2 separate regions of the Homo sapiens genome follow, and region 2 is linked to region 1. A link is an interaction called in ENCODE POLR2A ChIA-PET data of the cell type or tissue named here. Cell type or tissue: B cell. All regions are shown on one strand.

Region 1 (4,000 bases):
ACAGGCGCGTGCCACCACGCCGAGCTAATTTTTTTTTTTTTTTTTTTTTTTGTAGAGACAGGGTTTTTGCCACGTGGCCCAGGCTGGTCTCTTAGGTACTGACTTCCCCACCCTGTCTGTACCTTTTGCATTCCCTTAACAGCAATGTCTCCCCTAGATTGGGGTGAGCTACAGGTCTGTGTCTCCGGAGGGTGGAGCCTGGGATTTTGGACGTGGTCTGGGAGAGGTGGAGTGGTAGCAGGTGCCAGGATGAGGATCCACCTGAGCCCTGTCATGGACAGCCTGTAGACCATGCCTACCCCCCGGGGCCTTCATCCCCCATGTTGGCAGGGCTGCTTGTCTAGGACAGGAGAGCTGAACTCCAGGGCCCAACAAGACTTCAACTTCCTCTTTTTGTTCCTGCTGCCACAGATTCCCGGTGCTGCCCTGTGGGGAAGCCCCACAGCCCTCCCCTCTTGGGAACCCTGAAATGGGTCACAAGGGGAAGAGTCCCCTTCAAGGATAAAATTTCCCATCCCCCATCAGCAGGGATGAGCCCTTTTTAGTGCTAGTTCCTTCGTGGGGTGCTGGGGACCCGGAAGCTGTCCCTGCCCTCAGGGAGCTCACAGTCCAAGAGAGAAGTCCCATCTTTCCTCTCTCCTAGGGACTAAGGCAGTGCCAAGATACTATGCTGCAGTGGCTCACACCTGTAATTCTAGCACTTTGCAAGGCTGAGGTGGGAGGATCGCTTGAGCCCAGGAATTTGAGACCAGCCTGGGCAACATGGCAAAACCTCGTCTCTACAAAAAATTTAAAAAATAAAAAATTATCTGGGCATGGTGACACACGCCAGTAGTCCCAGCTACTCCAGAGACTGAGGTGGGAGGATCATTTGAGCCCCAGAGGTCAAGGCTGCAGTAAGCCGTGATTGTGCTACTGCACTCCAGCCTGAGTGACAAAGCAAGACCCTGTCTCAAAAAAAAAAAAAAAAAAAAAAAAGAAGAAGAAAAGAAGGAGAAGGAAGAAGAAGAAACTATGGAGAAAACGGGATGACTGCTTATTGCTTTCTCTTCCACCTCTGGTCCTCACAACAGCCTCCTTCCTCTTCTGGCCTCAGAGACAGCAAGATGTTGGCTGCTTGGGGGAGGTAGCAGGGAAGGAAGGGGCACATTCGCGTCGCTTTGCCCATAAAAACACTGCCACTCCAGCCTGGTGATACTAGGGTTAATGAGGGGTGGGGTGACAGCGACTTTGAACTCTGGCCGGGCAGGCCCCTAGGAAGGGGGTGATGGGCAGCCCACAGCCCCAGGCCTTTGCCTGTCCTCCAGAGACCAGCCATCCCTTTCCTCCCCCGTCCCCTTTCCTGCTTCCCCCTGTCCATTGCACAATACTGATGACTCTTCTCTCCCTACCACCCTCCATTCCCGGAACTTTCAAGTTTCCTCAGTAGAGCTGCCCTGAGTTCTGGCCCAAGACCCCTGCAAGCCATTTCTGACTGTGTGCCTTCCCCTCTCCCCTATCCCCTGTTTGCTGGATGGCAGCTGCATGTGACTTGGTATCAGAAAGAACTTCCTGAGCTTTCAAGGGAGGAGGATGGAAAAGACTTCTTAGGGGGAGTCCCTCCTTTCCCAACTCAAACTCTGGGGAGTCCCAGCTCTGTGCAGCAGGAGTCAAGTTCTGGGGGGTCGAGGACAGAAGGTGGGCTGAGGAGAGGGAACCCCACAGACACAAGGACACACACATACTGTAAGGTAGGGGCTCCCGGGATCCCTGCCCTGAGGGATTCTGAAGCTGGCTGGAACTTCAGCCCCTGATTTTCTTTCCCCTCAGGTCTCAGTCTCTCTCTCCCCAAAATGGGAACAGACTCCCCACTGCCCTTTGGTACTGCTTGAAGCGGCACAGAGCTAAAGGAGGCAGAGGGATGCCTTTTCACCGCCATTCCTTCCAGTGAATTTTGCAGCTGGTGTTTGGGTGCCTGGATCGCCTTAGCTGGTGGGAAAAGCTAGAAACCTACGCTGAGGCTTCCCCTAGCACCTCCATTCCCCATCATCCTGCTTCAAAATGAGAAACTGGACTTGAATTTGGCATAAAGGGCAGATTTTTCAGGCAGAGTAGAGAGAGAGCCCAGCGGGCTGGTCTCAAGGGGTGGGAAGAACTCAGTTAGAGACCAAGGTGAGGAAGGGGAGGCTTCAAAGAATGGCGGGGGCGGGGTCCCGCTCTGGCTTGAGGTTAGAAAGGGCTCTCTGGGCAGGGTTCCTGGCCCTCCCACACCTTCCTCCTTTCTCAGAAGAGCCAGCATGGGGCGGGGGCGGGAGGCGGCTGGGGCGGGGGTGGGGGCCTTATTTAAGGAGCACCGGCTGAGAACATCGTTGCAGATCCAGCCCCAGGAGCCATAGAGAGGAGGTTTCGTGGGTAAGTGGCTGTCCCTCTCTCTGGATTCAAGCAGGGGTCGGGATGGGGTGCCCCTGAGGCGCAGGCTTGGCTTTCCCTCTCTGGGATAGGCTGCAGCTTTGCCATGTGAGTGAGGGGAGCACCCAGCCCTCGGCTGAACTCTCCAGAAAATGAAAGTGTGCTTCAGGGAACTCTTTCTCCTCCACTCCACTATCCCAGGTACTTCAAATCTTTATTCAGGGTTTTGGGGAGATTTCTGGGGAGCTAGGACTCCTGGGCTGGGCTCCTATCTTGGGGATCCATATCTTGGGGACTCCCTTTAGCTCAGAAAGCCCCTTGGTTTGCATAGAGATGCCCTTCTCAGTGTGCGTGTTCTGGCTCTTTCCCCAGCCCCTCACCCCTCCAGCCCCACATCAGGCCCCACCAGGAACACATCTGGGCAGGAAGCGACAGATGGATCCCTGCCATGGCCCTGAGCCCCCTCCCCTCTTAACCTACTCCAATTCCTGTTGGAATTTATGGAACTCCTGTCCATTTCCTTAGCTGTGGGCCCCCATTTTCAGCTCCAAGCTCAGACCCTCCCTGGAATAGGAGTTCTCTTGGTATCACAAGTTCCTTATGTGACCCATCCTGGGCCTCAACTTACTCATCCTGGGAACGGGAGACGATTCACAGAAGAAAGCATGCAAGAGCAGCGTCCAGGCTGAAAGAACTTTGGCCACCTGGCACTGAGAACTGAATTCCATAGGCTGTGAGCTCTAGCAATGCCCTGTGGACTCAGTTCTGGTGCCCGGCAGTGCTACAACATCAATGCCAAGGCCGTGGGGCAGCTGATGGTTTGGGCTCCCAACTTCCCAGCCAGGTGCTTCTGCAGGCCCACATCTTGCCCACTGGCCAAACCTTTAAATAACTTTGACTCGGGCTACTCTTATGCTCAAAGACGTCAGGGGCTCTCCCAAATCTCTTTACCCTGCCAGAAAGTCTTCTATAGTACGGCCTCCACTTAGCTTTCACGCCTGATCTTCCATCGCATCCTGCTCATAACCTGCCACTAGTGAACCCCTGCTGCTCCGGCTCCACACTTCTCATGCTGGTCCTTCCTCAGTGCTCCTGGGGACACCTCTTGCCTGTCACTGTCTGTTGGAATCCTGGACATTCTTCAAAGCCTCTCTCAGATGCCTCTTCTTTTTTCCTTTTTATTTATTTTTTTTGGGATGGAGTCTCATTCTGTGGCCCAGGCTGGAGTGCAGTGGCGCAATATCAGCTCACTGCAACCTCCACCTCCCAGGTTTAAGTGATTCTCCTGCCTCAGCCTCCCCGAGTAGCTGGGACTACAGGCGTGTGCCAACACACCTGGCTAATTTTTTTTTTTTTTTTTTTTTTTTTGGAGACGGAGTCTTGTTCTGTTGCCCAGGCTGGAGTGTGGTGGTGCAATCTCGGCTCACTGCAACCTCTGCTTCCCGGGTTCAAGTGATTCTCCTGTCTCAGCCTCCCAAGTAGCTGGGATTATAGGCACACACCACCACGCCTGGCTGATTTTTTATTTTTAGTAGAGATGGGGTTTCACCAGGTTGGCCAGGCTGCTCTTGAACTCTCGACCTCAGGTGATCCGCCTGCCTTGGCCTACCAA
Region 2 (4,000 bases), 600 kb before region 1:
AGAAGTTCAGTCTCAGGGCCTTGCCTCCCTTCCGCCCACACCTCAAGCATCCAAGCCATGCTTTCTGGGAAGCTGTGGACCGGCTTGGGTCCTCCTGTCCCACCCTCGCTGAGTTTGGCCTCGCCTTGCACTCACGTTCTTGAAGCCCCGGTACAGGACCTGCAACTCCTTGCGCGTGAATTTGGTTTGCTCCTGCAGCTGCTCCAGACCCTCAGGCCGGTGACACACGGTGGACAATTCAAATTCATCGTCCACGCTGTCTGCGGGAGCGGTGAGGACAGCCGCGCCTCAGGCCCAGCCTCCGCGACCCCTCTTCAAATCACTGCCCCATTCACCCCCTCCCCGCCCCCCGGTCCCATCCGATGCCGGAGACCAGGCTGCCAGTTCCCTGGGCCCCGAGCCAAGGACACTGAGGTAAGGAGAAAAGATGATGGCCATCTTCGAGGTCTATCAGCGGGCCAAGGCCTGGCCTGGCCCCAGAGCCAGGGATCCGACTCAGTGCTCGCCCCGCGGCCCTCGATCCCTCGTTGGAGGGGAAGGCCCCCAGCCGCATCTTCGTTTTAGAAAGGGAGGAGTGGGAAAAGCCAGTTCAAGAGGGGGCGTCTGAGGGTCAGAGCTCCGGGCCTTCGGGGACCAACTCAGATCCGCCCAGCCCCAGCCTTGCCCCGCCCAAACCCTCCCCTCGTCCCACCCAGCCCCTCCCCTCGCCCCGCCCAGCCCCATCTATCCCAGCCATGCCTGAGCCATGCCCCGCCCAGCTCAGCCAACCTCCATCCAGACCCCACCCCCGGCCCCATCTCAATCCTGCCCCGCCCCCAACGTCCAGCCCCCAGGCAAGTGCCCCCCACCCCAAGATGGCAAAGCCGCCCTGCCCCGCCCCGCCCCCACCAGGAGCGTAAGTCACCTGGGTCCAGCAGGCGGGGTCTGTGGGGGCGGAGGGAGGCTGGGGCGGCTAATGCTGAAGGGAGCGAACTGTCACCGAGAAAGCGGAAGACCCGGCCAACTGCAGACACACACCTGGCCCCTCACACTCAGAGCAAACCTCACAACCCAGCCCGTGCAAAGGCACACCCAACCAGCACAGACACACACGAAACGGACCCCATGCACACAAGCTTGCGGGACTCACGCCTGTCCTTTTCCGAATCCACCCCCGTGTGGGACCCATCTAAGTCCAACACAACAGCATGCTCAAATAACTACAAAGCGGGCCTTTATGGTTTGCAAAATGCAGTATGATCCTATGAGGTGGGCAAGGCCCAACTGAGGAAATGGAGACCTAGAGACAAAGCGAGGTCACTCAACTGGAGATCACTCAGCAGGGGACCAGGCTGGCACAGAAAACCCAAATACCCTGGCGTCTGGAGGAGGGCAGGCGCCATCCTCTACACCTGTCACCATCCTGTCGGGGCATAGGCAACACACATCAGGGGTCCAAAACACGGTGGGGAAGGGGGCGGCCGCACGGAGTTGAAGACACTAACCCAGCTAAGCCACATACAGACCCTCACGGCCGCCTGGTCTACACAGGCCGCCACAGCTACACAGGCTCAGGCCTCAGCCTGGTCACAATGGTCACACCCACACTCTCGGGTCCCACAGTTTTGCGGGAGCGGTGACACACACCCGCTCCCAACTGACCACGCCCACACACGCTGGCTTCAGCCGCACACGCACACAGTAGCCACGCCCCCTTATGCTCCAGCCTTGCCAGCACCCGCCCTCGCCACGCTGGTCACGCCCACACACACACACACACACACACACACACGCACGCAGGCCTGGGGCACGCCCCTCCCCCACACGCAGGCGTGCGGCACGCCTCCCCATACACACACACACGCGCGCGGGCCTGGGGCACGCCCTCCACACACATGCAGGGGTAGGGCACGCCCCCCCACACACACACGCCGGCCTGGGGCACGCTCGCGCGCACATGCACACACATACACACGCACAGGCCTGGGGCAGGCCCCACCCCCACACACGCAGGCCTGGGGCACGCCCCCCCACACATGCAGGCCTGGAGCATGCGCACACTCGCAGGCCTGGGGCACACGCGCACACACTCATGCACAGACACGCACGCACACATCGAGCCCCGCCCCCGGAAGCACATGAGAGGCACTTGCTTTCACTGACTGAGGGCAGGGCTTGGGGCCCGCAGCACGGCAGCAGCTTGAGGAATCGCTGCTTCAGCGCTTTTTTAGTGGGCCCTGGAGGGTGGCCTGGGAAGAGAGAAGACCCCAGGAAGGCACATTAACTCCCATTGTCCCTCTGTTCCCTGTCCCCTCCCCGCCAGTCACAAATCAACCCCATCTGGGGACCGGGCTGGGGGAGGAATTAAGGGGAGGAAAGGAATGGCAAGGGTGGTTGGAATCGGGTTAGGGGAGCCCAGTGAGTCCATAGAGGTGAGGCTCAGGCACTTGGTTTAATGGGACGTGGCCGGTGACAGCGAGGCGGCAAGGATGAGGTGGCAGTGGCCTCAGTGTCTTTGCTGACCTAGTACCCTTGGCTCAAGTGCCATGGCTGGACCTCTCAGGATGATGTCCAACCCAAGGATTGCCTGGGTAAGAACACCTCTCTCATACACACACCTACAGTGACAGGCGTGTATAGTGACATGTAGAACAATACATCACAGTGATGGGTGCCAGTGACAGCTTGATATCCAGTAACTCACACCTGATGGCGTAATATGCATGCTCACACACACACACACAATGACCTGCTAACTCCTTAACACAAACATATACAAATGTGACCTAAGTAAAACAGGATGCATACACATGGAGACCCATATAGGCCATCTCACACACAGCATGATCAAACCACACAAGAACACACAATGCCTCTGGGACATCATGACATGTGAGTCTACAAAGAACACTATGACATTGTGACCTTATAACATTATGAGACATATCAAGGTTGTCATGACACATATCCATATCATACTGTGACCTGGGTCCCCATGGCACCCAGATATCTAAGGCTGTACCTCAATACCTCACCCACAGAGGCTTCATTTTTCCTGGGTACACCCACTTTTCTTTCCTGTAACCCCTCCTCATTCCAAGGTGCCCAGAATCTTTCTGCCAAAGGGCAGGGTTCCTCATCAGCTAACTCATCTACCCTAAACTGTGGCCCCTTCACAGTCTCTTCCAGTATGGCTTGCTCTTTGAGGGTGAAATAATAGTAAACTTTGTGGCAATAAGAGATCTTGGAGGCGAGTATTCTGGTGTATTGTGGGGCTATCCATGGCCCACTGATCATGGCTCCCCTTCCCCTCTTCTCCCTTATTTCTGCACATGCTCTACAGCTCTAATTGCACCCCCAGAGGACCCTCAGTGTTACTGTGTGTGTGTGTGTGTGTGTGTGTGTGTGTGTGTGTGTGTGTGTCTGTGTCTCCCAGCTGCACTGCATCCAGATTCCTGGATCAGATCCCACTGGATCTGACACAGTGACTAAAGTTGGCCTCAGTCCATTCCTGGAGGGGTCCAACTTCCTTTAGTTAAAGGTTACTCCCCCTCCATATACCCCACCCTCCCAATCCAGGCTTCACCCTCCAGATCAGGCCCTGTTCTCAGGAGGTGACTGGGTGAGTAACCACCTCCTCTCCTTCAACACATCCTTACCTCCCTCCCACCCCAGGAGCCATGGAGAGGTGGGAGGGAGGCAGTGGGCCAGGCAGGGGGATCGATGGCATTCCTGGCCTCTGGCCCAGGGCTCCATTAGCCTGGACTCTAGTTTCCCAAAGCTGGATTGCGCCTGGGGCCTCCAATGGTGTAGTTGCCCGACTCGGGGGTGGCTCTCCTGCCCCCCACCCCAGCCCCCTACCTGCTTCTAAGCCTCTGTCTCCTCTAAAGGTGAGAACAGAATGGCTGCCTTCAGCCCAAGACTCCTGGGATTTCCAGATGCCCTCTCTTCCCCCTTTCCCATCTAAAAGGAATGGCAAGTTAGAGCTCAATCAACTTCACCTTTTCCAGATTGAATGAGA

The links. Peaks named below come from ENCODE experiments on the same cell type or tissue, not always from the same donor. Only the 100,000 strongest peaks of a DNase experiment are listed, where the experiment ranks them.
Region 2: POLR2A ChIA-PET joins it to region 1 with 5 read pairs; 1 of 35 experiments calls an interaction of 5 or more read pairs at or near these places.

What each region holds. Positions count from the first base shown.
Region 1 is chr10:102,433,421-102,437,420 of GRCh38, forward strand. MIR146B (microRNA 146b) reads left to right here and starts at 3,092; the gene lies at 3,092-3,164. RefSeq lists enhancers at 1-155, 156-789. In B cell, no CTCF peak of the experiment used is centred here; DNase peaks (open chromatin) are centred at 321 and 2,360; H3K4me3 peaks cover 404 bases.
Region 2 is chr10:101,828,940-101,832,939 of GRCh38, forward strand. It overlaps KCNIP2 (potassium voltage-gated channel interacting protein 2), which reads right to left. Exons shown (of 10, transcript NM_173191.3): 2 at 2,133-2,228; 3 at 905-958; 4 at 136-260. Among named protein-coding and RNA genes, the nearest start is that of KCNIP2-AS1, 12 kb to the left of the region's middle. RefSeq lists silencers at 626-675, 796-895, 1,686-1,765 and an enhancer at 1,901-2,417. In B cell, no CTCF peak of the experiment used is centred here; DNase peaks (open chromatin) are centred at 952 and 1,942; H3K4me3 peaks cover 1,765 bases; H3K27ac peaks cover 3,039 bases.